Linked DNA regions of Homo sapiens: region 1 is linked to region 2. A link is a loop called in an ENCODE intact Hi-C map of the cell type or tissue named here. Cell type or tissue: sigmoid colon. All regions are shown on one strand.

Evidence for each region. Peaks named below come from ENCODE experiments on the same cell type or tissue, not always from the same donor. Only the 100,000 strongest peaks of a DNase experiment are listed, where the experiment ranks them.
Region 1: a loop joins it to region 2, with 3 times the contacts of the local background. A loop is called at or near these places in 8 of 110 quality-filtered maps.

What each region holds. Positions count from the first base shown.
Region 1 is chr10:680,557-685,556 of GRCh38, reverse strand. All of the region lies in intron 1 of DIP2C (disco interacting protein 2 homolog C), which reads left to right. Among named protein-coding and RNA genes, the nearest start is that of DIP2C, 6.6 kb to the left of the region's middle. In sigmoid colon, no CTCF peak of the experiment used is centred here; a DNase peak (open chromatin) is centred at 1,916; H3K4me3 peaks cover 1,444 bases; H3K27ac peaks cover 441 bases.
Region 2 is chr10:487,443-492,442 of GRCh38, reverse strand. All of the region lies in intron 1 of DIP2C (disco interacting protein 2 homolog C), which reads left to right. Among named protein-coding and RNA genes, the nearest start is that of DIP2C-AS2, 140 kb to the left of the region's middle. RefSeq lists an enhancer at 713-1,240. In sigmoid colon, no CTCF peak of the experiment used is centred here; DNase peaks (open chromatin) are centred at 120, 1,222 and 1,992; H3K4me3 peaks cover 1,153 bases.

The sequences.
Region 1 (5,000 bases), 190 kb before region 2:
GAGCTCTTTCCCATTTGTTTAGGAGGTGCTGAATTATTTTGATAGAACTCATAATATAGCCTGCAAAAATTGTTGGTTTTTGGTGGAAGAGAAGTTTTGAAAAATAGGTGCCATGCTTTGTACTCTGTGGCTTTGGTAATTGTCAGCGTGTTCCATGCCCACTGACTCCATCCTCCATGCTCTGCTCTGCTAGTTAATGTAGCCGATTCCTTCAGCGAGCAGTTATGCTCCACAGTAGTGCAGCCTAATGTTTTTTCAGCAGGGGAGAACCTGCTTGCAGAGGGAGGTGAAGGCTCGCGCACGTGCCAGGTCTTCCTGTGTTGGTTGAGGGACCTGTGTGCGTGTGTTTATATATATATATATATATATGTATATATATATATATATATATATATTTTTTTTTTTTTTTTTTTTTTTTTTTGGGGACCAAGTTTCACTCTTGTTGCCCAGGCTGGGGTGCAGTGGTGCAATCTCGGCTAATTGCAACCTTCGCCTCCTGGGTTCAAGTGATTCTCCTGCCTCAGCCTCTCAAGTAGCTGGGACTACAGGTGCCCGCCACCACACCCGGCTAATTTTTTGTATTTTTAGTAGAGATGGGGTTTCACCATGTTGGCCAGGCTGGTCTCGAACTCCTGACCTCAGGTGATCCCCCTGCCTCAGCCTCCCAAAGTGTTGGGATTACAGGCGTGAGCCACCGTGCCTGGCTGTGTGTGTTACTGTTAGCACATATGAATACGTGTCAAGTACAGAGACATGGTCTTCACACAGCCTGCACGTTGCTGTCGCCAAAGAGGGGATCCTAAAATGATGGCCCAGTGGGAGGTTTGTAGGTTTTGGGGGTGGCTTTTTCAGGACACTTGGCACAAGGTCACAGATATTTGTGGCTTTGGAATGGAGTTCTGCCCTCGGCACCCCCAGCCCTGTGCATTTCTTGGAGGTTCCACCCTGCACAGTGAGGAAGTCACACGCCTGTGTAAGAGCTGACCAGGGGACCACCTTCCAGAGCCTAAGAGAAGGTCCTGAGGACTCTGTACACATTATTTTCATTGAAAAGAAATAGTTTACTCTGAAAAAACAAACGTGGGAAAGCTGAGCTTCATTGAGCCTCACGGACAGTTTGTTGTAACTGAGAGGAGGGTAGGAGGGTCAGTGGGTTCAGGAGGGTGAGGACTTCTTGGCCAGGTAGCGTTGTTACATCTATCTGAAAGTCACAGATAACTAAGTATCAAGTCGTCACAGATATTTAAGTATCCTGAATGAGATGGCTACCTGCATGATGCATTGAAAACATCATTACTGGTTGCGTGCAAGATGCATTGAAAACATTGTGACCTGCACAGTGGCAGCACTGATATGTGTGGGCTTTTGAACGTGTGGACTGGAATGTTAAGAGTCCTTCAGAGTTATGACAATAGTTTGATTTGAATGTTCTTTTCTTGGCGAATAAATGCTATACATCAAATTTAGCCAGGAAGCTAGGAAAGCGAACCCACATGAAGGGCACAGGCCCATAGGCTGCTCCAGGTGCCGTTAGGGGCCCGAGCCACGCGCTTCCCGCTCAGCCTCCTGAGAGCCATGACGGCGTCTCTGTTCTGCCTCACACTGGACTTGCTAGTTTCATATTCTTGTTATGGTTCCGAGGCTACAAGCGGTTGGATTCTGTGAGTCACTGTCTTCCTCCTCCCAGCTGCTTTCAAATGGGTCGTCTCTTTTTTTAGAACTGATTTTTTTTAATCAGTGATTTATGGGGTGAGTTGTAGCGCTCTCCTGAACTGCAGAGGGAGCGCACTGAGGAACCTGGGTTTTGATGCTGTGCACATTGGCTGAGTCACCAGCCCAGGGCCCCGTCAGTCCCATTATTAAGCTCATTTCTTGCTCTTCTCATCGTTACTCAGACGCCTTTAAAAAAGCAAACTCCTGCTTGCCGTCACTGGCTGTTTGGCAAATGGGTGTTTACCCTGGAAAGACGGGCATTTTGTCCTCTGGAACGTCTATGGCGCCCTTTGGTGACGTGGTCGGTTTCTGACCACTCTATCTTGTGGGTGTCCTTCCTGCTTCCACCTTCCCTTCCCGAACGCCTCCACCTCCAGGGCTTTAATCTTCCTTCTGTGTGTGTGCCATGCAGGGTTTATGACTATTGTGCCAAAAACTTGCTACATCTCAAAAGAAGTAATTGCATCCATTTGTTGGTGATGATCATAAACAGTGCCCTTTAAGGGAGACTAATTGGTAAACCCGGCTGCTGTGGGTAGAAAGACAGCGGTGGCTGCGGAACGAGGGCTCCGCCTCTTCGGAGCCTGCACAACCGTCCTGCCTTCTTTCTTCAATATCCAGTAGGGGAGTTAATTTTAATAAGCCCTTGAAAGCAACAAGGCAGGAAAGTGCTAAGACATTGAGTTGTGAGATTTACAATTACAACCAGCAGCCTCTCATTTTCCCTTCGCTGGGGGTTGCTGCTTCGGTTTTGGGCTGCGGGGTATGTTGGTAGTGACATCGGCCCTTTGTGCTGCGCGACTCATGAATTGAGATAACTTTTTACTAAGTGCTTTGTGCAGTAGGTATGAAAATGGGGAAAGAAGGAACACTGTCCAGGGTAGAGAGGCGTGGAGAGATGCTGTGACTGATGGTAGGTCTTTTCTTTTGGGCTCCTGGTTTTAAATCATTTTTTGTTTCGCTAATAGCTTGGAAGATGGTTTTTGTGTCTTAATTCAAAGATTGAAGACTGTGGGCCGGACCCAAACTAATTCCATTGGCATCAGAGAGAGGGATTCTTTACATATTTATCTATAGGCACGATTGATTTTTTTTTTTTGCTGAATTATCTGGTTAGTCAAATCATATATTAGAGAAGTAATATACCATTAAAAATTAAAAAATAAAAAATGTATCTGTAAACATATCCCCCTTCCATTCCAGTCTTTGTCTCTGTGTAATTTTAGAACCCTTGAGCCATGACGTACATAGAGTTTGTATTCTTTTAATATCTTGCTACTTCATCGTTTTAATGTTTAATCTTTGGGTTGATGTATCACAGTTTACTTGACCATTTCTTACAGGTGTTTGGTTTAGTTTTTTTTTTTCCTTTAACTTTAATGTAAATTTGGGTGTTTGGCTGGTAGTTTTAGCAGGATTTAAGGCAGAGCCTCAGTTAAGGCCTTGTATCGATTTATGGTCCCTAGTTTGAGGAGGGAGGTGGCAATCTGCCCTTTCTTCTAAAATTGGTATGTTAAATCACAATGGACATTTACTTGATTTTGAGCACTTGGGGCTCCCCTGGGGTTCACTGGTGTTGCAAGGTCAGGGCTGGGGATCTTCTGCTGGAGAGGCCCCAGTGTGCCCAGCGCAGGGTCCTGAGTGCGTTGCTGCAGGAAGAAGCCCTGGCCTTTGTCCTCCAGCGGCCGTTGCTCTGGGAAGAGCTGGTTGCTCCAGGAATGAGGTCTATGCTCTGAAGCCCATGGTCAGCAGACCAGCAAAGGTCAGCACAGAAGACCTTATTATGTGAATCATTCATTTAACAAGCATTCATGGAATACACACTCCATGCAGTTGGAACTTAGAGTGGAAGGCCATCAGCTCACTGTTGCCTGAGCAGAGGCTTGGTCTCTGGGTCCCTGTTGCAGCCTCTGCTCCTAGGAGATACACGGTGAGTGTTGGGGGGCCCTCCACAGGCACAGTTGCCGAACAGGGACCTCTCCCAAGGGCCTTAGCCCTGGGCCCTGAGCTCTGAAGAGGAGGAAGGCGTTCCTGGGGCCAACTTCCCTTCTGGATGCTGAGCTCTGCACAGAGAGAAACTCTTCCACAATCACTGCAGTGAAGTTCATAAAACAAATAACACTTTAGAGACTGGGGTCTGCATTCCCTGGAATTTCCGTGGCCGTAGATGGTGGCTGTACCATGTGACTGAGGGTCTGTGTTCCCTGGAATTTCCGTGGCCATAGATGGTGGCTGTACCATGTGACTAAGGGTCTGTGTTCCCTGGAATTTCCGTGGCCATAGGTGGTGGCTGTACCATGTAACTGAGGGGCTGCATTCCCTGGAATTTCTGTGGCCGCAGGTGGTGGCTGCACCATGGGACTGGGGTCTATGTTCCCTGGAATTTCTGTGGCCATAGATGGTGGCTGCACCATGTGACTGAGGGTCTGCATTCCTCGGAATTTCTGTGGCCATAGATGGTGGCTGTACCATGTGACTGAGGGTCTGCATTCCCTGGAATTTCTGTGGCCACAGGCGGTGGCCATACCATGTGACTGAGGGTCTGTGTTCCCTGGAATTTCCATGGCCATAGGTGGTGGCTGCACCATGTGACTGCGGTCTGTGTTTCCCAATATCCGTGGCCATAGATGGTGGCTGTACCATGTAGCTGAGGGGCTGCATTCCCTGGAATTTCTGTGGCCACAGGTGGTGGCTGCACCATGGGACTGAGGGTCTGCATTCCTCGGAATTTCTGTGGCCATAGATGGTGGCTGTACCATGCAACTGGGGCCTGCATTCCCTGGAATTTCCGTGGCCACAGGCGGTAGCTGTACCATGCAACTGGGGCCTGCATTCCTTGGAATTTCCGTGGCCGCAGGCGGTGGCTGCACCATGCAACTGGGGTCTGCATTCCCTGGAATTTCCGTGGCCACAGGCGGTGGCTGCACCAGGCAACTGGGGTCTGCATTCCCTGGAATTTCCGTGGCCACAGGCGGTGGCTGCACCATGTGTCAGGTCCTCTGTCTCAGGAGTTGGTGCCATTGTCTCTATTACTCCCTCGCCTGACACAGAGCGGCAGTTCTTGACTTTACCACTCCCAGGAAGCACACAGGCAAAACAATTCAGAACAATCTGTTTTGAATCCTTGTTTTATTTCCCCATTCCCTTTCTCATCGCATGGAAATTCACATCCCTGTAAAGCTGAAAATGGTGTGGATCTCCCCTGATGGTCTTTCCAAGGAATTATCAGCAGGTAAACTAGACCGTGTGGGCCAGTTTACCTGAAATGAAAACAGAAACGTCACTGG
Region 2 (5,000 bases):
AGCTGCCGATGCTTGCACTGGAAATGTGGCAGGGGCTTGTGAGAATGAGGGGGTGATGGGCACAGCAGGTGCAGGTGGAGCCATGGCAGAGCACGGGTGGCCAAGGCGGCAGGGCCAGGTTGGGAAGGACTTGGAGGCCCTGTGGGGAGTTTGGTCACAGCCCAAACAGCAGGGAGAAGCCTCCAACGCAGTTTGGGGAGAGAGGCTCACCACGTTTGCATTCTTGCAGCGACCCTTCTGTCTGCTGTCTGGGGTATGCCTGGGGCAAGGAGCCTCAGCCCCAGAGCTGGAGTGTCTCCGACACGGGGGCCCGCGGCGTCTGGGGTCCCTAGATGGTGGTTGACATCAGAGCAGAGCAACAACTGGGTTCTCAGGGGTCAGGATTTTGAGATTCCTCTTAGCCCCTGTTTTCTGGGGTCGGGATTTTGAGATTCCTCTTGCCCCTGTTTTCTGGGGTCGGGATTTTGAGATTCCTCCTAGCCCCTGTTTTCTGGGGTCAGGATTCTGAGCTTCTTCCTAGCCCCTGGTTTTCTGTGGTCCATCTTCTTTGCCTCCCTCCCCTGACGGGGCGATACCTGTGGCCCTGCAGGGTGCACAGCAGGTCTGTGTTCATGAGTCCTCCCATCAACTTGGACGTCTCTCATGAATTGAATGTGAAATAGATACTGAATGAATGCTTGTTGAACTTTTTTTAAAGATTTTCTTGTGTCCTTAGTGCTTTGAGACCTTCACATCCTGTGTGTTTGATCTCTCCATCTGCGGCAGCAAGTAGATAGGTGCTATCTCCAATATTTTATCCATGAGAAAAATGCGACCCACACTAGTTAGCTGGCCCATGGGGGACCCTGCTGTGCTCAGCTTGCTGGGGTGAGAGGACATCCCAGGTCCTCCTGCCCCTGTCCCCAGTGCAGGCGAGGGGTACACACAGGAGCTGTCACCGGTCTGCAGCGCCTGCTGGAGAACGAAGAAGCCTATCGGAGATTTAAAAACGAGGCTGCGGCCTTGCCTTCCGGGGCCTCCTGGCTCCTTATAAAGCAATAGGCTCAGAGCAGCAGCACCAGGGCTCCTGACAGCCGTAGAATTCCCAACATGGAAACGATTGCTTTGTTATATAAACTATTAATTCCAGCATTAAATAGTCTCCTGACACTGCACATGGAAACCGCCACTGCCGAGTGGGTCTGTGTGCTTGGAGCTGAGCCACGCTGTGGAAGCAGCTCTGTGGCCCGTTTCTTTCATCCCCTAGGGTCACGCGGCTCCCAAGTGTCCGTGTCTTGAGCCTGACGTTCACAGCACTGGCTCTGCACTGGTTCCAGTTGGGCCAGATTGGCTGGTGCGTGCCTGAGGCCGAGAGGAAGCCACAAGGGCCGGGTGTCTGTCTGTTCTGTCATCTTAACCCTGCGTTTGCCAGGCAGACCTTTCCCTGCTTTTGTAAGATTGGGTTTTGCCCTGAAACTCTGGATTGCAACATAAGTGAGAAAAAGAATTGTTCCCTTCAGGGAGGGAAAGAAGCATCATCCCTCAGTCTCATTCGACCTTCTGCTGGTGACTTTGCCTCACTGGGGTTTTCACTTCCAAAGTAGGACTTGTGTGTAAATCTCTCCTCTTTGTGATTTTAATTTCTGCTTCTGAAATTTTAATTCTTACGGAAAGTCTCTGAGAATAACATAAGTGGCGTTTTTTTAATGAAGTAGAAAATGTTTCTAAAGAGATCACTTATTTTTCTCACTGAGGTTACAATTACTGCATTTACTTTTCTGTCATAAAGTGAAAAGGAAATTAAATAAATGGGTACCTTGATGTGGAAGCAGGAAAATATGCTGTTTGGAATTTTACGTGGAAAGCGCTCTGGCAGGGGCTCCTGTGGTTCACATTCTCTGACAGCAGCCTTGAGGGTGTGCCTTAGACCCAGCCTCCCGGAGGGCCTCCCCGGAGACGGGAGTTGACTTTCGAAATAGCCTTGGATGACGTTCCCATCGCTTCCAGGTTTGGGGAAATATGAACAAGCAGGCTGTGAGCAGTGGATACGCCTAGCGGGATAACAGACACGTGATGGCCCCAGCTTAGAAACGTGGGGAAGGATGTGCCCTCTTTCGGAGCATTTGCGCCTTTAGTTTACGTAGCTGCATGCTGATGACCACATGCCCTGATGGACGCAAGGTGAGAGGGAGAGAAGAGAGGCAGGAATTAATTGATCATTCAGCCTGAACCAATGTGAAATGGAGGAAGCCCCAGGCACCGTCAGAGCCACCGTGTCCCTGGTGTGAAATGGAGGAAGGCTCGGGCACTGTCAGAGCCACCGTGTCCCTGGTGTGAAATGGAGGAAGGACCAGGCACCGTCAGAGCCACCATGTCCCTGGTGTGAAATGGAGGAAGCCCCGGGCACTGTCAGAGCCACCGTGTCCCTAGTGTGAAGGTGGAGGAAGCCCCAGGCACCGTCAGAGCCACCGTGTCCCTGGTGTGAAATGGAGGAAGGCTCGGGCACTGTCAGAGCCACCGTGTCCCTGGTGTGAAATGGAGGAAGGACCAGGCACCGTCAGAGCCACCATGTCCCTGGTGTGAAATGGAGGAAGCCCCGGGCACTGTCAGAGCCACCGTGTCCCTAGTGTGAAGGTGGAGGAAGCCCCGGGCACCGTCAGAGCCACCGTGTCCCTAGTGTGAAGTGGAGGAAGCCCCGGGCACCGTCAGAGCCACCGTGTCCCTAGTGTGAAGTGGAGGAAGCCCCGGGCACCGTCAGAGCCACCGTGTCCCTAGTGTGAAGTGGAGGAAGCCCCGGGCACCGTCAGAGCCACCGTGTCCCTAGTGTGAAATGGAGGAAGCACCAGGCTCTGTCAGAGCCACTGTGTCCCTAGTGTGAAATGGAGGAAGCACCAGGCACTGTCAGAGCCACCGTCTCCCTAGTGACAGCGTGGCATTGATTGAAGGTCAGGCCTTGGGCCCAACCCAAGAAGCTGTTCAGGGAGGATACTGTGTAGTCAGCCAGCTAGCTTCTGCCTGTCAGTCTCTCACCTCCCACCACCTGCCATCTGTCCATCATCTCTGTCGTCTGTCTATATGCATCATCTATTATCTACCTGTCACCTATGACCTGATTGTATTCGCACGGGAAACATTGGTTCTTCAAAATAAAGGACGGCATGTAAAAGTGCTGCTAGAAGGTTTGCTCATGTAAACCTGCAGCGAGTCTATCATGGGAATCTGGTGGACCTCTGTCTACCAGATGCTGAGGCAGTCCAGAGTTAAAAATAACTGGACTTTTTCCATGAAAACGTAGCAGGAGTTTGTGAGCCATGAGCTTTGGGGCCTGAGTGAGCCTGGTCTCAGGGCCGTGGCATCCAGCGCTTCGGCTTTGGGGTAGCATGCACATCAAGCCGTCGTCTTCTGCATTTTGGGATAGAATCATCGTAAGTTTCCCCTTTGCCCGCCCCCCAGTAACTGAACAGGTAAATGATCACCCCGCGTCTGCCCAGGTCTTCAGCGCACTCCCAGCCAGTCACTTACCTGCAGGTCTCTCTGCGTCAGGCACAGACGTCTGTGTGTGTGGTACATGTGGTACACGCAGGAGCACCCTGGCTTCAGTTTGTAAGACAACTGGGTTGGGGCACAGTTCTATGGGACATTGTCTGGTTTTAAGGATAACTGTGCATGTGTGTTACAAATAAACCATGAACAGTCATCCACGACATCACGCAAGCTACAGCGTGTGATTTATGCCGTGGGTACCCAGAGGCGTCATCCATGCAGGGCAGGGGCTGGGAGAGGGCAAAGCAGGAAGTAGAGTCCCGTTTCCTTCGGAGAAGGGCACTTCCCAGGCAGGTTATGGAGTCAGGAGGATGTACGGGGCGTGAACATGCGAGGAAAGCCCAGGAAGCCAGGGCTGCGGCCTCTGGGCACCACACCAGCTTTAGAGTGGAAGACTCTAGGTGTGGTTTTCATGGGACATGGTTTTGGAGCTGGACAGAGTTTTGTCTTAGATTTGTGGTCCTGGGTGAGGAACGTGAGTACCATTTGTGCCTCAAATTCTCATCTGTAAAATAAGTTCTTATAAGGATTAAACACTTTCATCTTTGGGGATGGGCCAGCAAACCCTCCTGTGAAGAGCTGCACTGAACTGTCTTGCCTTGCAGCTCGGCAAGGAGCAGGCCGTGAGCACAGAGCGTGTCTCCAGAAGTGGCCTGGAAGCTGGGCTCAGCCTCGAGACTTAGTTCCCAGACCCTGGTTTGGGGGAAAATGCGGGGCATGGAAGTTACTCAGTGCTGCCACCCTTTCCCACCTCCTAGGTTTTGAGAGATGATAGTAACCTAGGATTTATTAAAGTCTTGTCTGGAAATTTTCTTTGCTGATTGACTGGGGGCTCGATTTAAATCAAGCACGTGCACATGTGGCTGCTTCTGTGGTTCAGATTTTGGACATTGTTTGTAAAACGGGTTAACAAGGCATTTCCAAAAGCAACTGAGCGTCTCCGTAGTGGGCAGCTGATGGCTGCCGGTGTGGAGTGCCCGGCAAGCTTTAACATTTCTGCAGAAATTGTCCTTTGTTGTCAGTGGCCAGCTACCTAGTTAGCATCGGCTGGGCACGGTGGCTCACGCCTGTAATCTCAGCACTTTGGGAGGCTGAAGTGGCAGATCATGAGGTCAGGAGATGGAGATCATCCTGGCTAACATGGTGAAACCCTGTCTCTACTAAAAATACAAAAAATTAGCCGGGCGTGGTGGCCAGCGCCTGTAGTCTCAGCTACTCGGGAGGCTGAGGTAGGAGAATGGTGTGAACCCAGGAGGCGGAGCTTGCAGTGAGCTGAGATCACGCCACTGCACTCCAGCCTGGGCGACAGAGAGAGACTGTCTCAAAAAAAAAAAAAAAAAAAAAAAAAAAAAACACTCATTGATGGGCGGATGCGGGTTCCGTGTCATTTGGTTCTTGGCTCCGTGTTGAGACGTCAGCCTTGTGTTCCGTGGGGGAGACGAGAACCTGTATCATGAGCTGTGAGTTGGTGGAGGCAG